Linked DNA regions of Homo sapiens: region 1 is linked to region 2. A link is a contact called in ENCODE Hi-C data. All regions are on one chromosome and are shown on one strand. Each heading gives the region's core, a stretch centred on a gene start or an enhancer-like site at or near the end of the contact. The rest is flanking DNA. Distances are from core to core; before and after follow the strand shown. Region 1 holds the start of HIBADH (3-hydroxyisobutyrate dehydrogenase). Region 2 holds the start of PALS2 (protein associated with LIN7 2, MAGUK p55 family member).

Region 1 (4,336 bases), core at 175-2,674, 3.1 Mb before region 2:
TTCTTTTCATTTAGTGTTGGGTAGAGGGTTGGGGTGGAGTGATGGTCAAAGAAGGGCATTAACTTCCTCCCAGTTACAGATAGGGACCTTGCACTCTGTACAAGTTTTTAAGTTTTTGGAAACGTTGCCAGCATGCCCAGAAACATGAAAAGAGCCCAGATGGAAATGATCCAATTCCTTTGCTTTCAACTCCATGGGTTACTGAGTTGAAAAAAAGGTCAAAGTCAAATTTTGTTGATTGTGCTACTTAGATTGGGGTTCGCATTTCCCTAGCTACTCCATACACATTCTCTTTCCTGCTGTATTGCCATTCTCCAAAGGCTATAGTCTTGCTTTGGTGTGGTCATGGCTTCCAACCCTTTGGTGGAGTCAGTGGAGATGAGAAGGCCTGCAATTACCCCCAAGGGGTTTACAGACTCAAATATGTACACTAAGCATTGACAGAAGAATGACTAAATGTCTGTCTCTCTGCACCGCGCAGTGGCTCACGCCTGTAATAACCAGCACTTTGGGAGGCCGAGGCGGGCGGATCACTTGACGCCAGGAGTTTGAGACCAGCCTAGGCAAAATGGCGACACCCCGCCTCTACTCAAAGTGCCAAAAAAATTAGCCGGGTGTGGTGGCGCACGCAGGCCTATAGTCCCACCTCACCTACTCCGGAGGCTGAAGCAGGAGAATCACTTGAACCCGGGAGGCGGAGATTGCAGTGAGCCGAGATCGCGCCACTGCACTCCAGCCTGGGTGACAGAGAGACTCCGTCTCCAAAAAAAAAAAAGGTCTTTCTAATACACATACATATACTACTACTTTCTGGATTTTATATTTAGTTTTGCTTACAAAATGGATTTAGGGTGTAGAATTTTCAAAGATTAGAGAAATATGCCTTGAAATAGAAAGTGCAAGTTTCTAGTAACTCTTCCCTTCAAAGATAATGTTACCAACTTCTTTTCCTACTATTTTTAGTATTGAGAAACTGTTGTGTTAAGTAAAATCAAATGAATTTAAAAGTTATTACACACATGGTAGCTTTCTGAGTGTTTTTCAAGCTGCGAGTCAGTTTTGTCCTTTTTAACACGCAGCGGTTGTGGGGACAAGGTTTCCGAGGAGGCGGGAGCGAGCGACGGCCCCCGCCTCCCACACGCCCTCTGCTTTGGTAAACAAGGAGACTCCCGCCCGCAGGCTGTAAATGAGGCACGAGCTTGGGGGCAGCGCCAGGGCGCCTGGCGTCACTGTTCAAAAAGGCCTCTTATTGGTCCTTCGCACAGCTGCGGACCTGGGAATTCTGATTGGTCTGCTTCCCTGTCCGTAAAGGGATTGACAGGCCCTGCCGCGTCAGGCCGCTCCTCTCGGCTCCGCGCTCCTTCCCTCGCGCGTGGGCACCCGCCCCCGAGCGGTGAGAGCGCGTGCGCGCGCGCCCTTCTCCGTGGGCGAGCCAGCCAGTCCCGCTGCACACGCTCGCAGTCTGTGGGCCCTCCGGGAGGCGGCGGAGGTCACCGCGGGGAGAGGGGCGGGCGCAGCATGGCAGCCTCCTTACGGCTCCTCGGAGCTGCCTCCGGTCTCCGGTACTGGAGCCGGCGGCTGCGGCCGGCAGCCGGCAGCTTTGCAGCGGGTAAGGACCTCACGCCTCCTCCCCCTTGTCCTTCTTTCGGCCGCTCGCTTCTTCTGTCCAGACGGCCGAAGAAGTCTTTTCTCGGGAGGCCCTGCGGTTGGGCTGGGGCTTAAAAAACAATATTTTGGCTGGTACTAAAGGCCTGTCCTTTTCTGCGGCCGCCACTCACTCCGCGAGTACCCCCCTCTGCCTTCCCTCCCTTTCTCCCGGGCTCCTGATGAACGGGTTCAGCGCCCTTTTCGGGATTTAGGAAGAGGTGGGGAAGAGCTTGGGCTGAAGAGAAGAGAGTATTTGGGACCCCGGCATGCTGCTTTGGAGTTAGGACTCCGAGGACGTTTGGAGCGCCCAACTCCAGGAGCAACCCGCACTCACCCCAGCGACCCCTGGTCTTTCAGCGCCCCCAGGGTGCACCTTGGGTTGGGGACACACTTGGGCAGCAGGGCCTGATGTTTAACCACCTGAGTCCGAGGGGATGGCCTTATTACACAAGCGGTGGCTGTACAAGCCAGGCAGTAAGTCTTTCAGCAAAGTTTCAGTCACCCTTGACCAGCAAGACGGGCTTCCCCCCTCTACTGTAACCTAAAAAAATGTCATTTTTGTCAAATTATGAACCAAAACACGTTCAGCGTCCTCAAGATTGTGGGCAGAATTAATCCTGCCTCCCTCCTCTCATACCATGGTAAATTGTGGAAGCTAGCCATGAACTTACAAAGAGGCAGTTTTTAGAGCCAGGATGAAGATCCACGGAGATCTAATACAGTCTTTCATACTCCGCACGAGGGACATGAGGCCCCTTGGATGAGTGAATCAGGATATTCCCAGCAAGACCTAGAAAGTTGTTATCAGTTGTTCCTAATTCCTTAACTTTCTATCACACCAGGACTCCTCTTTAATTGAAAAATTGGTTGATTTGTGGGGGCACTGCCGTTGTCTTCCTCAAACTGAAAGTTTGAGAGTTGTAACAATGCATCGTTTAGCAAGATCATACTGAGGATTAATAACAAAAAAAACCTTGGCATTAATTTTTTCTAATCTTTGCTTAAAAAAAAAATAGTGGGTTAGGATTTGAGCCCCTTGGCCCCCCGCCCTTTTTTTTTTTTTTTTTTTTTTTTGAGACAGGGTCTCTGTCGCCCAGGCTGGAGTGCAGTGGCCCAGTCACACTGCTCACTGCAGTCTCGACCTCCTGGGCTCAGGTGATCCTCCCACCTCAGCCTCCCGAGTAGCTGGGATTACAGGCATGTGCCACCACGCCCGTCCAATTTTTGTATTTTTAGTAGGGACGGAGTTTCGCCATGTTGCCCAGGCTGGTCTTGAACTCCTGCGCTCAAGTGATCCTCCCAAAGCGTTGGGATTATAGGCATGAACCACTGTGGCTGGCCAGGAATTGTAAGAACTTTCTCTTACAATTCTTAACAGCTTCCCATTCTCCCCCTCAGTGAAACCTCTGAATTTCCTTTCTGGCTGGAGAAGAACAGAGGCTCGGTGAGATGCAAGAGACCAGATGTCTGATACAGAACCACAGTAACAAGATAAAAACTCAGAATATGCCAAACTTGAATGTAACCACTGTTTGAGCTTCATATATTGAGCTACAAAAATGCTTCCGACTTTTGAGATAACCCTAAAAGAATAGACACTTTTCCACAGTAGCACCAGTTTTCACATGAATTCACAATTCTTTCAGTTCCCATTAGCCAAGGAAGACATATTTGCTGTTTAGTGGTTTTACAAGGTGTTCTAATGGTATTTTAATGAACCCTTGATGTACCTTTTAGAGTTATGAAAGTTCTTACCAATTCATGGTGAAAGAGCCTGAGGCCTAAGACTGTAATACGTGCCTCTGTAAACTGGGAGGGCCTACCTCAGAGTGCTGATTAGACTACTTTGGCATATGGTCTTGTACTTTGGGTTCTTTGGCCCAAAGGTAATTGTCAGAATATAGATTTCTGATAAATTTTAAATAGTTCTTTTGTGATGAAGTGGTTAAATCACTTAAGCAATTTTTTTTTCTCTTGAAAAAAATTTTTTTTTTTCCCTCGGAGTCTTTGTCTGTCGCCCAGGCTAGAGTGCATTGGCGCAATCTCAGCTCACTGCAAGCTCCGCCTCCCAGGTTCACGCCATTCTCCTGCCTCAGCCTCCGGAGTACCTGGGACTACAGGCGCCTGCCACCACGCCCGGCTAGTTTTTTGGTATTTTTTAGTAGAAACGGGGTTTCACCATGTTAGCCAGGATGGTCTCTATCACTTGACCTCGTGATCCGCCCGCCTTGGCCTCCCAGAGTGCTGGGATTACAGGCGTGAGCCACTGTGCCCGGCCTTTCTTTGGAATTGTTTTAAACATTTAAATTTCTGTTAATTTTAGTTTACTGCAAAAGTGTTAACTTTTCTGACATTAGATTCTTAAAGAGTAGAAAAAAATCTGCCTGCAAGTTTGGAGTCAAATGACATTAAGAAAAAGAACCATGTTCAGATAGTAATGTGTGATGTTCTGAATTCTGTTGGATATTTGTAGTATGTTTAAGATGTTTATATCATATGAATGATAATATTATAAGGAGCTATATAATTTACTGTTTAAAAAAATGAAACCTGAAAGTTGCCGGTTAGTAGCACATCTTTTTAACTTTTTTATAAATACATTTTAGAGACAGGTCTCCCCGTGTTGTCCAGGCAGGAGTACAATGGCACCTACTTAGCTCACTGCAACCTTGAACTCCTGTACTCAAGT
Region 2 (3,884 bases), core at 820-3,319:
GGTTATCTCAAGCTAAAAAGAGGGGGAGTGGGGAGAGAAAGAGAGAAGCAGGCTATGTAGTGCTCTGGAACAATTTCAGCCTAAAATGAGACTCAGAAGCAAACTGCTCCCTCAAATGTTTAAAAATATGATTCATTTTTAAAAATCCAACAGTTGGCCTAAAGAAAAAAAAAGATTCTGTCTTATATAGAGCTACTAGACTTGCTTAAACACCTTAATTTTTCCAGTGTTGATTTAACCTAGAATGCAAAATAATTCATTTTGACATTCCAGATGTCAAGAATTCGGTGGCATCAGTAAGGACACATACACACCTCTTTCATAAAGATGGTGTGCAGTCTCCATAGGACAAAATTGAGCAATTAAAAGTGTTACCATTTGTGTATTATGTAACCGTAGTCCAGAATGAAGGAAACATGGACCTTAAAGAGTAACACATCGTGCAAACACGCATTTAAACACCTATTTAAATATATGATAGATTTAAGGTACAAATGACCTCAAAATGACACAACCCACAAAAGTTCTTTGTTTACTGTTAACAAGGCCTCAGAAGACATAACTATAATCAGGCCTACTACCCACTACCCTATCATTGCACAGTAGATGCCTACAATAAGCAATATTACTTGAGGTCCGTTGCTATACCTATATACGGAAACTATATACCGCATTACTAAAAATGTTACTTCGCCTGGTATATTCGACCAACATAAGTTTACAAATGATTTGCAAAATTTCACGGGAAGAAATGGCTGCTAAATCATACTCCAATTGAAACGCATTTTAACGCACCCCAAACGTTCTCAGCTACACTACAAGACCACTTGTAATATACTTGAAGCACAAAGTAAAATTCCAACACTCTCCAAAGGCGTAGGAAAGAATAAAACGTGGCTAGCCTGACCTTACCCGGCTGTTTATAAGTAATGCGGAGAATTTTCTGAGCTTCCCCGGCAGTCTTCAATTCTCTCCCTCGCTTCACCCCCACCCCCTACACAGATGCACACCCAACTGATGGAAGTTTAACAAATGTAATCTCGAGCTGCAATCCCAGAAACTGGTAGGATTGAGAATAAACTCCCAGTAAAGTGTTAAAAAGTCCTTCTGCAAAAAAACATCTACCAACCAATCCACATCCTGTCACCACACGGTCGGATACCTCAATCGACTCCCCTGCTGACCCTCCACCCAGCCAAAATAAAAAAGCCCCAGCACCTATTTGGTTTCAGACAAACGTACCGAGAATCCGCGAGCACGATCTCAGCAGCGAACGCCCCCGCGGCAGCCTGTGCTCGGCCCACAGCCACTTTGGCCAAACAACTGGAGTCTCGTACCTCGGAAGTAGCGGCGGTAGTTGGAGAAAGCCTCCTCCCCTACCAACTCCGAGCTCGGGAGAGAACCGGGAGCCGGCGGAATCACCCCCTCTCGGGACAGACCCCGGAGGTGTCAGTCACAGCAACGCCGCCCCCAGGCCGGCTCTCCATTCAGGCTCCACCGCGACTCCCGCCGCAGAGGTGTAGGCACCCAAGCCCCGCGCCCGAAGGGGCCCCGCGCGTCTGCGGCCCTAGCCCCAGTCGGGGCCGCGCCGGGGAGCGCGTGGGGAGCGGCGGCAAGCAGCATGGGCCAGACACGTTGCCGAGCTCCGGCCCGCCCAGCCGCCCGCAGCCAGAGAGGCAGGAGCCCGGCCGAGCGCCCCTTCCGCGCGGGCCGGGCTGGGGGCGGCCAGCAGCCTCCCCGACCGCGGCGCCGCCGCCGCCGCCTGCCGGTCCCTCTTCCCCGCGCCCGCCGAAGCCCAGGTGCCGAGGGGGGCGGGGCGGGCCAGGGTCCCCGCGTGGCGCGCCGCGCCGAGCAACAGGGCGCCCCCGGCCGGCCCGGCGCGCGGCGCGACCGTTACCCGAGCGGCGTGGGGGTCCAGTTAACTCACCGGCTCGCACCTCAGCCGCCTCCGCGCCGCCGCTGCCGCCGCTCCCGGTCGCTCCCCGCCGCCGCTGCTCTCCCTCAGCCACAGGCGCCGCCGAGCAGCCCCATCTGCAAACTCGTGGCTCGTAGTTGAGAACTGGAAATGCGTCTCTCACTGCCCTCCGCCTCCCTCTCTCTCCTCCCCCTCCCTCGCTCCCCACTCTGCCCCAGCTCCGGTCGCCCCCGCCGCTGCCTCCGCGCGCGCAGCCAGCCGCGCCTCAGCCGCCCTCCTCCTCCTCCTCCTCCTCCTCCTCCTCCTCCAGCCGCCGCCGCCGCCGCCGCTTGGGCGCGCTCCCAGCCGGCCTCGCGCGTGCGCCGGACGTCGGGGAGCGCGCGCTCGGGCGCGAGGAGGTGCCACCGCCTCCGGAAAGCCGGGCCCCGCCCCTCCCGCCGCGGCTGGGCGCCCAGGTGGAGCCCCCTCCCAGCTTCTGAGCGCCCAGACTGACTGCGCTCTGCGCCCGGCCGGCTCGCTTCAGGGGTCCCGGACCTGCGCCCGCGAGAGAGGGCTGGTCGGACCCAGTCCCCGCCGGGTCTCCTGGGCCGAAGTCGCAGCTGTCTGTCAGCATTTACGGGTGGGCAAGATACTCCTCGGGGCATAAAACAGGCTCCGCCCTGACCTTTCTGAGAGTTTTACATTCAAGAACCCAGTCGTGGGGCACAAAAGAGAAATGGAACGAGAAGAAAAGCCTCTGGAAAAATCTCCCCCTCCCCCTTCACAGACTCCACTGGATCTGATGTGTATTTGGCAGGTTCTACGGCGCTGACTGTGTCCTTCATTAATTTTTTCCCAAAGGCCCGACCGGGCAGTGTGATTCACACCCGAGGAAATGCATGGACACTGGCTCTTTTCATAGCACCGAGGCTCCCGTGGAACTCCCTGGGTCGGCTTTGCCAGACACTCCCTGGACACAGTTGTTCAGCTCCTCCCCAGCACCTGGGCTTCCCAGACCTCAAAAGGGTGGGGTTGGGGAGGGCATGCCATCCTTTCAGCCTGGACTCTGCGTAGAGCTTGGTGAACTGTGATGAGTGTCCGGATGTGTAGATGACACATTTTGACAGAAGTGCAGATTTAATTTTTCAGTTGAAAGGAACTGAGCAATGCACTGCAGCAGAGACTTCTGGCTAGAAAAACATAGCAAGGCAGCCAGAGAACTTCCGATCCCCTTAAAAGAGCTCTGTGAACCCTCAGACCTGTGACAGGCGGCTTTTGGAAAAACTATTGTGTTCTTCCTAAAATTGAAGAATGTAATTTACATTTTACAAAATGCTTACTGCAATCTTTTCAAACCATGAACGTAGAAAGTGCAAGTCAAACTTTACGTGTGAGGAGTGTTATGAGGTGGCCTCCTCTGTGCAGCCTTTCCTGGCTTCTCTTGGGCACCTTGCACAAACCAGACCATTAATAAGTGTTTGCAGAATAAATGCGTGCATCATGGCCCTTTGGATTCAGAGATGAAGTTATAAGTTGTATTGTCTCCTCTCTTTGTGAATGTGGCAGGCATGGAAGGGAGAGAGAAAATACTATTGATGAGATGTATTAAGAAGGTCCAGTGTCCAAAACAGTGATTTTTGTGTTTATCCTCAACCAAGCATCAAAGATTAATTTACTTTTCCATTAGGATCATTAATTTTGCAAACCAACATGCAGGGGGGCCTTGTACAGTGTTAATTTAGAACCTTCTTTCCTGGAACCACAAACCCAGGCAAAGGTAATTGGAAGCATTTAAGGAGACTCAAACGTGCCCAGGGCACAGAGTAGCTTTGGGCCCCCTGTAGTCAGGATGGCTGGATGAAATGAAGTGGAGTGGGCTCGGAGCCCAAGGCAGAGACAAAGCGGAAGGATGGGGTTTGTCTTCTCGGGGTGTCAGCAAGACCTTTCAGGTCCTTCTTGCTGCCCCAGGCCCACTTGCTTCTCACAGGAC

Evidence for each region. Hi-C counts contacts between places; a loop is a spot of excess contacts on that map. Pooled maps may share reads with other maps.
Region 1: a map of CD8-positive, alpha-beta T cell shows a loop between it and region 2 (16-fold over the local background). The contact joins the promoter of HIBADH here to the promoter of PALS2 in region 2. A Hi-C loop is called at or near these places in 3 of 168 maps with a recorded cell type or tissue (CD4-positive, alpha-beta T cell, CD8-positive, alpha-beta T cell and naive thymus-derived CD4-positive, alpha-beta T cell) and 7 of 50 pooled maps.

What each region holds. Positions count from the first base shown.
Region 1 is chr7:27,659,971-27,664,306 of GRCh38, reverse strand. It overlaps HIBADH (3-hydroxyisobutyrate dehydrogenase), which reads left to right and starts at 1,424. Exons shown (of 8, transcript NM_152740.4): 1 at 1,424-1,609. The coding sequence starts at 1,519. The region is part of intron 2 of LOC105375211 (a long non-coding RNA gene); the gene reads right to left. RefSeq lists a silencer at 1,235-1,654 and an enhancer at 870-1,687.
Region 2 is chr7:24,571,637-24,575,520 of GRCh38, reverse strand. PALS2 (protein associated with LIN7 2, MAGUK p55 family member) reads right to left here and starts at 2,069. Exons shown (of 12, transcript NM_001303037.2): 1 at 1,928-2,069. RefSeq lists enhancers at 1,201-1,320, 1,371-1,420, 1,366-1,865, 2,731-2,830, 2,851-2,920 and a silencer at 1,521-2,590.